Regions from separate parts of the Homo sapiens genome. Here region 1 is linked to region 2. Evidence: chromatin contacts called from ENCODE Hi-C data. All regions are on one chromosome and are shown on one strand. Each heading gives the region's core, a stretch centred on a gene start or an enhancer-like site at or near the end of the contact. The rest is flanking DNA. Distances are from core to core; before and after follow the strand shown. Region 1 holds the start of TRPM1 (transient receptor potential cation channel subfamily M member 1). Region 2 holds the start of KLF13 (KLF transcription factor 13).

Region 1 (4,719 bases), core at 1,564-4,063, 230 kb before region 2:
GGGGGAGGGGAGTGCTGTGGCCTGATGTTAACTTGTTTTCTTAAAGTCAGCTCTAGCATTGTAAATGCATTTTTCCCCACTTAGCAATTGAAGATACAGTTTCTGAAAAGCAGTGAGATAGATACTAATATGTGCTTTCTACAAGAGGCTGGGAAAATTGCTCCTGGCGCGATGGGCATCTGAGGTAACAGAAAAATCTCTTTCCTGGACTCTGCCTGCTCCCAATGGATGCTGTAATTCCTTCACCCATGGCTGAGTCTAACCTCAGAGCTTGCAAAAGAGGAGGATGGCAGATACTGACCCATCAGATATGCCTTTGCATATCACTGAGGGCAACATGTCTCTTGCTACTGTCTACTTAATGGAGGTTTTAAGACGTTAAATCCCCTTAATCTCTAGGTCATGGAAGGCTTGGGGGTATTGTGTCCTCTTATTCTCCTGGCTGAGGGCTTCCATCTTCCCAGGTCCAGCATTTACACACACACACCCAGACACACACACATACACTCTCAAATTATAGGACATCTTCCAAACATTGTCAATCAAAGCCAAAGCCAATTTTCTAAAAACATCTACTGCCCCCAGTAGGAGGATTTTAGGTTGATAGAAAATCTGTTTTGTTTTCACTTAGTTCAGAATGAAGATGACTCGCATCTTAAAATGCCTGAGTGTCATTTCACTTCTTGTGCTTATCAGCTTTACAGAGCAAATAAATGAGGTTGCACAGAGCCAAACCAAACACAACTCCAAACTTCTCCCAGAAAATAATCAATAAAACATAAACAGGTACAGCAAACACATTCAACATGAGTTGATATTTCCAATTACATTTTCTGGGGGAGGAGGGCTAAAAAATACACTGCAGAGAATAGACAATTTATGCTATAAATATAATTGCAAATGCCATGAATTAAAACTGCTGCTGGATAGTTCAAAACAATGGTGTTTTGAGAACCTGACCAAAGGCAGTCTTTCCCAGAATCAGTCCCGTATTCATCAAGTGCACTCATAGAGAGGCAGGGCTCCGTTCTTAATTCCTCCCTAAATATCTGATTCAGACAGAGAAAATGTGTCTCATCTTCCTTCCCCATTCTCAGTTCCTATCCCTTGTCAACGCAAACACAATTTATGCAAATATTCTTTCTTTGTTTCTTTCTTCTTTCTTTCTTTCCTTCTTTTTTTTTTTTTGATGGAGTCTCACTCTGTCGCCCAGGCTGGAGTGCAGTGGCGCAGTCTCGGCTCACTGCAACCTCCACCTCCTGGGTTCAACCTCTCCTGCCTCAGCCTCTCGAGTAGCTGGGACTACAGGCGCGCACTACCATGCCCAGCTAATTTTTGTATTTTTAGTAGAGACAGGGTTTCACCATGTTGGCTAGGATGGTCTCTATCTCTTGACCTCGTGATCTGCCTGCCTCAGCCTCCCGAAGTGCTGGGATTACAGCCATGAGCCATCGCGCCTGGCCCTGCAAATATTTTCATTCCTCCCTACCTCCCCCACTACTTTTGCTAATTTTTGCTAAGGTTTAAAAAAACATACACATTGTATACATGCACCAAAAAATCACATGTACCCCCACAATATGCACAACTATGATGTACTAATAAAAAGTACAAAAGATATATTTTCTGGGAAAAAAAGGAAAATTAATTTGTGATAGAAAATGATTAAAGAAGACAAAAAATGTAGAAATGTACAAAAGAATAAATAAACACCACCCATAAGGCCTCCATCCTAAAACAACTGATATTTCCTTGTATTTCTAGGCTTTTTCCGTGAATAGATTAGACAGGTGCATGTGTGTGTAATGAAAAACACAATAATTCTGTACGGTTATTATGCCTTTTTCTCTGTCATTTTAAAAGTGACTGCGTGATGTTTCATCCTATGGACAGACCATGATTGATGTGTCCAGCCCTCTGCTTCTGGGCGTTTGGGTTGTTTGCTGTGCTTCCCGGTAGCACACAAAGCTGTGTCAATGTTGGCATCCCTTCAGGATTCGCTCCTCAGGATGGGTTCCTAGGTGTGGACTTGCAGGGCTTTGCTGCATGTTGTTGAACTGCCTTCCAGAAACCAGTTTGCACTGCTCCCAGCAGTGAGAGGGAGCAGTAATCTCCCCTCCTGATCCTGTTCCGTGTAACCAATCTCTTCCCCAAGGCTTTCACAGGTGAAATATCAGCTGATAAAGGCTTACAAGTATAAACCCTGTCTCTCCTAGAACTTCAGCATTTTCTGGGGTTCTAAGGAAGGTGCACCTTTTCCCTGAAGCAAAGTAAGATGCTAAGGAATGACAGGCAAGAGGTTGAGGCCTGGAGCCGGGGCTCCTGAGCAGATCCCTGGCACCTGGATTTAGAAGCTGGCCCTGAGGGAAGCTCAGAGGGTTTCAGCCTCTTTGAGACCAGCTGACAGAGTACTTATCCCCTCTGTGAATCAACCTGGTGGGTCCCTTCTGCTGAGACAGCCTCTTGGAACCCAGGCTGAACACAGGTTCACCAGCTGCTCCATAGGGTCCTGTCCAGCCAGCCTCAAGAGGAGATGAGTAACAGGCCCCAGAAAGCACACCTGAGCTTGCCTGCACCTGCTCTTACTTGCACCTGAGCCTACCTGCACCTGAGGTTACCAACACCTGAGCTTAACTGCATCTGTGGTTATCTGCACCTGAGTTTGTCCACGCTTGAGTTTACCCACACCTGAGGATACCTGCACCTGACCTCCCTTCACCTGTGCTTACCCGCATCTGAGCTTACCTGCCACAGCAGTGGAATGGAGAGGGCACAGCTCAGGCTCTTTCAGCCTCCTCCTTGGCCAGGGCAGGGAGCTGGGTGAGGAGGGCCCACCCTTTAAGAGGAGCAGTCCCCATGAGGAGCATGTGAGCACTTGGGCCTGGGCCCTCATGATTGCTGTGAAGCGATGGCCCCATGACCTGACTCCCAGGCCAGAAAAGGAAGCCAGGGCCCCAAGCTTCCAGGCTGTTCTGTGTGGAATCCCACAAAGGCAGCCTTAGGATGTGAGAGAGGTAGGGGAGCTAGAGCTTTTCCTTTGAAGTGGCCCCGCCATGGCCCCCTCCCACCCAGCCGCCCTTCCCTGGCTGGAAATGTCAGCAGGGTTTGCATAATTGAGACAATTGGACATAATGGTTCTTTCAGAATCCCCTCATCAGCTGGGCAGTGTTCGTGCCCCGGGGAGCTGGGAGAAGGCGGCACATGGCACTAATTACTGCTAATCCTTCCTCATCTAAGTTGGGCCTGAGGTCAGGGTGAACCCAGCTGCAAATGCAGTGTGAGCCCCACATGACTCTCAGCCCCTTCTGAGTGCTTCTAATCCCTGCTCTCCCCCCTTCACCAGGAGCTTGCCTGCTTGGCATCCACAGTCACCTGAAAACCACCACGGTGGGAGCTCTGTTGGATTTGCTGTAACAGTATGCGTGGTTATTCCAGCTTTCCATGAGCTTTCTCAGCCCAGGAGGAAAGAAAAAACCCAAACCCTGAACTATCCCTCTCTGCAGAGGGGCTGGGTCTTCCCCAGCATCTGAGGCTCTTGGGCATTGTCCGCCTCCCGCTTCTCACAGAGGAGCAGACAGATTGGACGTAAGGGCAATTAGGGGTGTTCCCATTTTACAGATGAGGACTCTGAGTCATGTGAGAGGGTGGCTTGCCCAGAGAGCAGGTGGGGTGGAGTGGGAGTGCCCAGGTTGTCAAGTTCTGCCCATATGTAGAGTCCTGAAGCTGGAGGCTGGGCTCACTCCCCCACCCAATGCCTGGCAGACAGCCTGGGGCTCAGGGAATCTCTGAACTTCTGACGGAAGCACATGTGCCAGGCCATTTTCTGGGTCTGTCTTTGCTTTCATTCGTTTCTCTCAGGGTCTGTCACCGCAGAGTGGGCGTGCAAAGGGTCTGGTGAGTGGCTCCCACGTGCTTTGCTGGAGCGCGCACAGCCCCTGGGCGCACAATGACCGCAGCAGCCTCCCTGGCCTGGCTCCCGAGTCTTCTTTCTTGAACTGGTGTTGGCTCCTGAGGCCTGAGAGAGTCACGGCTTCAGCGGGAACCCTTCCGGGGGCTGAGGGAGGGTGCTACGTGGCCGGAATTCTGAAGGCACAGTCAGGGCAATCCGGGGCATCTGAAATCAGTCTGGGAGCAGTGGGGAAAGACCACATGGGGAAGTGAGCTGATGGCCGGCACTGCCATGGCTGGGAGGTGTGGAGGCTCTGTGGTCAGCACCAATGGCCAGCCCGACCGGCTGCCAGTCAGTGGCTCTCCAGGCAGTGGGCCCTTCACTAGACAAATAAGCTCTTTTTCAGGTTCAGATAAGATGGAAACAATGGGAGCCCCATCCTTCCCCAAGAGAACACCCCTCCTCCCCAGGGTCCATGCAGTGTGGCCTGCAACTGGGAGCTGAGATGTCTCACACAGTGGCCACAGGCCACGCGTGGCTATGGAGTGCTGGAAACAGAGCCAGTCAGAATTGAGATATGCTCCGAATGTAAAATATACACGGGATTGCCAAGACTTGTGATAATAATCGATTGCACATTGAAATATTTAGAACATGTTGGGTTGAATAGAATGTTATTAATTTTTTTCACCTGCTTCTATTTACTTTTCAAAACTGACTACTAGAAAATTTTAAATTGGCCCAGCTCACGCCTGCAATTCCAGCACTTTGGGAGGCTGAGGCAGGTGGATCACCTGAGGTCAGGAGTTCGAGACCAGCCTGGCCAACAT
Region 2 (4,537 bases), core at 1,470-3,969:
TGGGCATCTGAGTGCTCCTCAAGCTGACGTTCTGCCAATCTTATTTTCACCCCCGTTTACTCTCACATTCAGAGGTACGTAGTGCCACCCATTAGTGAACCTTCTGGGGGATTCCATGGAGTATGTTCTTAGCTTTCCTTCCTAGCTACTATCTCAGGGTTTCATTTTCTTGGATCTGCTAAGTATTTTAGCTTCAAGAACTGCGTTGCTGTTACTTCCTCTCTTGTTCTCCCTGTCTTTGTGGATTTCTGCCTTCTAACAAATGCTCCAGAAGGAAGTTAAAGTCAATACATACTAACCATCCACCAACTTTACCCAGAAACTCAACCACCCTTTCAGCCTTCAGTCTCTATACGCCCCAGACACACCTGCTCTGCTTTTCTGTTGCTTCCATTTGAAACGAGACGACCCAGCCCTCACATATACATATGCCATCTCTGTCAAAATCTTACTTAGAAAAGAAAACATGGACTCTTAGCTAAGAGGAGATTTTCTTTGGGGAAGAGCTGTCTGTCCGGAAGACCCTTCCATGTAGGTTTGGGATAAAGTCAGTGAACACCACGACAATCATCAAATGAGTGGATTTTTGAGAAACCAGCCAAGGAGCTCAGTTTTCTATACAGAATGCCACAGAGCACAGTCAAAATTCTTTGGGACCCACATTCTTGGAAAACTCTTAGGGGGGTGCATCAATGCAGAGGACCCTTGACCACGTAGGGCATCCCCTCACCCAAGGCAGGCCTGTTTTGTTCATGGCTGTAGTAGCCTAATACTAGAATAGTGCAGACTCTAGACGGCCTACCATTGTGTATGCCGGCTGGGGTGACCCAGTGGGGAGACGTGGCACCTTGAAGATTGGGGAGAATTCTGCTGGCTGGAAAGGGGCCAGGAGGGTATGGGTGGCTGATAAGCTGGTGTAGGACCACTCCTTCCTTAAGAAGTGACTAATTGTGACATGTGGTGGGAATAGAGGAACATTCCGAATCATTACTTGGTCAGGACACACGTCTCTTATTAAATGTCATCAACACAATCTGCCTGGAAGAAACACGATTACTTTCTACCAAGCACAGACCCTCCTAAAGGGACCAGACCCAGTCCAGCACCTTTAGTCTCCCCAGAGGGTAGCAACTCAATCAGCGAGACCGCATTTCAGGGTTTTAGTTACAGATACTGAGGGTGCTCAAACATCCATGCAGTTTGCTGTTCACCGTAACACGCAACCCAGAATGGCCGTTTCGGTCCCTCGTCGGTTACCTGAAAACCAGTCTTACTGAGCTCCAACCCCAAATTAATTTGGTGAGAACTCGAACTCGGCTATTAACCTTAATTCTGAGAGAAGAATGACACCCCCCTCCCACTGCGAGGGTCCACTGAGGGTGAGTGCCCGGGCTCCTTCATTCTCCAGGCTCCTCTCAGAACACAGCAAGGGTGGCTGACTCCTTCGAACGTCCATTAAGCACAATGCAACGGGGCGAGGCAGTAGGGGGTTTGCTGAGCCCGGTTCCGCGGCGGTGGGAAGTTATTCACCGGCGTCTCCGAGGACGGCCCAGGCCTGGAGAATGGCTGGGGCCGCGGGCTGGGGTAGGGGTTACCGTGAGAGTCAAGGGCAAGGTGGCCCAGCCCGGGCTGGGAGGCGCGGGCTGGGCGCAGCCGAGCATTTCCTCCGGGAGGCCCAGACAGCGGGCGGGTGGGGCGCGGTGGGCGGGGTCCTCGCAGCTGGTGGCGTTTGAAGCCCCCCCGACCGCGGTGGGAGAGGGGCAGCCTAGAAGAGTTGGCAGCGGGCCTGCGGCGGGATGGGGAGGAAGGGGCCCCGCGTTCCCTCAGCAGCGGCGCCGGCCGCCCTGGCACGTAGTTCGCTTCTGGAGGCACAGGCCGCGGTGGGCGCGCCACCCGGGCTGCCAGGCTCACCGCCAGCCGAGGCCAGTCCTGCTCGGGCTGACCCGAGCTGAAGGGCAGCGCGGCCGCACCCCGGACCCCAGGAACGAGCCCGAGTCTGTCCCTCCCGCGGGAGCTGCCCCGCCCGGACTCCCGGAGCTCTGCAAGGCAGGGGCGTGGGGAGGGCGAGCGGCCTGAGGCTCTAGGCGCGGCCACCCGGCAAGCCGGCGGCGGAGGGCGCGGCGCGAGTGCGTTCCGCCCCTAGGCAGCCCCGCGCCCGGCCGGGCAGACACGCCTCCCCGCCGGCGCCCATCGCGGGAGGAACAAATGGCGCCCTCCAGAAACCGCTCCCCTCCATGCCGGGGGCCAAGGCTGTCACCACATAAAAGCTCCGGCAGAGAAGTGCTCGCTGTGTCCCCGCCGCGGGGGGTACAAGCAGCCGCTCCGCGCCGCGACTACCCGGCCCGCCGCCCCCGGACGTCATGCGTCAGCGCGCCCCGCTCCAGTTTCCGCCCCTCCTCCCACCGGCCCAGGGGACACGCCCACTGGCGCGCGCAGGGCCCGGGACCGGGCACGCCCCTCTAACGGCTCGGATTGGCCTGGCCGTGCACTCACGGACCAATGGCGTCTGTCCCGGCCCTCGGTCACGCCCCCTTGCCCAGGCGCGGGCACGCGACCGCTCCGTTCCGCCGGTGCGCGCTCTGGGGTCCCCGCCCCCTCCGCGCGCGCAGCTCCCCGCAGCCGCCGCCGCCTGTAACCTGCGCCGCCAGGATGTGGCTGGGGGCTGACGTCGGGTCCAGATGTGGCCCCGGCCCCGCCCACCCCCGGGGCCGGGCCGCCCACACGGAGCCGCGGCGCGCACGGCAGCTGTCCCGCCTGCCACAATGCGCGGCGAAGCTGCGGCCGCGACTTGGCGAGGTGGTCCCTAACGTTGCCGCTCGGCATCCTTAGAACCGGCCGCCCCTGACGCCGCGCGGGGACCCCAGTCGCCCGCGCGCCCCATGCGCTCACTCTTCGGTGCCCGGCCGGGCCGGCGCCTCGCAGACGCGGAGCCGCGCGGGTGACGGCACAGGCGGCTGCGCGCCCAGCCCAGCCCAGCCCAGCCCGAGGAGAGGGCGCGCCGCGCCCCCGCCCCCCGCCCGCTCTCCCGAGGCCGTGGGTGCGGATGCGCGGCTGACGACTCGCAGCAAGAGCACCGCCGCCGGCCCCAGCCCGCAGCATGGCAGCCGCCGCCTATGTGGACCACTTCGCCGCCGAGTGCCTCGTGTCCATGTCGAGCCGCGCGGTCGTGCACGGGCCGCGGGAGGGGCCGGAGTCCCGGCCCGAGGGCGCGGCCGTGGCCGCCACCCCCACGCTGCCCCGCGTCGAGGAGCGCCGCGACGGTAAGGACAGCGCCTCGCTCTTCGTGGTGGCGCGGATCCTAGCGGACCTCAACCAGCAAGCGCCGGCGCCCGCCCCGGCGGAGCGCAGGGAGGGCGCCGCGGCCCGGAAGGCGAGGACCCCCTGCCGCCTGCCGCCGCCCGCCCCCGAGCCCACCTCCCCCGGCGCCGAAGGCGCGGCGGCCGCGCCCCCCAGCCCGGCGTGGAGCGAGCCGGAGCCCGAGGCGGGGCTGGAGCCCGAGCGGGAGCCGGGGCCCGCGGGGAGCGGCGAGCCCGGCCTCAGACAAAGGGTCCGGCGGGGCCGAAGTCGCGCCGACCTCGAGTCCCCGCAGAGGAAGCACAAGTGCCACTACGCGGGCTGCGAGAAAGTTTACGGGAAATCTTCGCACCTCAAGGCGCACCTGAGAACTCACACAGGTCAGTGGGGCGGCGCGGGCGCCCGGATCGCGCGGACGGGGTCGGCGCGAGCTGCCCGACCACGCCCCCGGAGTCCCCGATGGGGCGCGAGGTGGGGGCCGGGCGGGCCGGAACGCCCGGGGCCTCGCCCCTTCCCCTGCCGCTCCGACCCGCGGCTGGCCCCGCGCGTCGCGCGAGGCGGGTCTTGGCTCTCGGAGCCGGCGCCCGCCAGGCGACCGCGCCCCCGCCGGGCACGCCCCCTCCCCGGGCGCGCTCGGGTGGGGCCGCGGGGGCGGATATAGTCATCTGGGCTGGGGGCGGGGACCCCTCCCGGCCGGGAGGCGGCGCGGGCAGGTGCGGGCGGCCTGGGTGTGGACCGCAGGCGGCACTCGTGACGGTGGGGCGCCCGGAGCGGGGGCAGGGGACGCTCTCCGGGGTCCCTCCTCGTTTCCTCCCCCGCTGCCCGGGCGCGCGCTCAGGAGGGGAGGGGCCGGCCCCGGCGCGCGGCGGGCGAAGTTCACGCAGGGACAAGGTTTCCTTCGCCACTCGGCACATTCTTCGCTCTCTTCTTCCTGTAATTTTTCCAGCGCTCTAAGGTTTAATTTGTCGTAACCAAAGTCAGCGGCGGCGCTTGGCGATGCGGGGGGCGGTCCCGGGTCCCGCTCCCCGCCTGCGGCTCTTTGTGGGAGCCCCCGCCCATCCGGCCCGGCGGGGGCGCGCCCGGCCCTAGGCTCCTCGGCCTCGAGGCTCTCTCCGGAAAGGAATGCCCTGGCCGCTGCCCATCCTCCGTGCTGCCCTCTCGCCTGCCCACCTCTCACCTGCCCTGGGCCGGTGCGGGGCGGGCGGCACCTGCACCAGGGCGGGCGCTGAGCCTCCAGCCTGGG

The links. A loop is a pair of places that touch in the nucleus more often than their neighbours do. Pooled maps may share reads with other maps.
Region 1: a loop to region 2 is called in a pooled map, with 2.0 times the contacts of the local background. The contact joins the promoter of TRPM1 here to the promoter of KLF13 in region 2. A Hi-C loop is called at or near these places in 1 of 50 pooled maps.

The regions. Positions count from the first base shown.
Region 1 is chr15:31,098,912-31,103,630 of GRCh38, forward strand. It overlaps TRPM1 (transient receptor potential cation channel subfamily M member 1), which reads right to left and starts at 2,814. Exons shown (of 28, transcript NM_001252024.2): 1 at 2,746-2,814.
Region 2 is chr15:31,324,116-31,328,652 of GRCh38, forward strand. KLF13 (KLF transcription factor 13) reads left to right here and starts at 2,720. Exons shown (of 2, transcript NM_015995.4): 1 at 2,720-3,674. The coding sequence starts at 3,098. RefSeq lists a promoter at 1,845-2,901 and an enhancer at 1,929-2,442.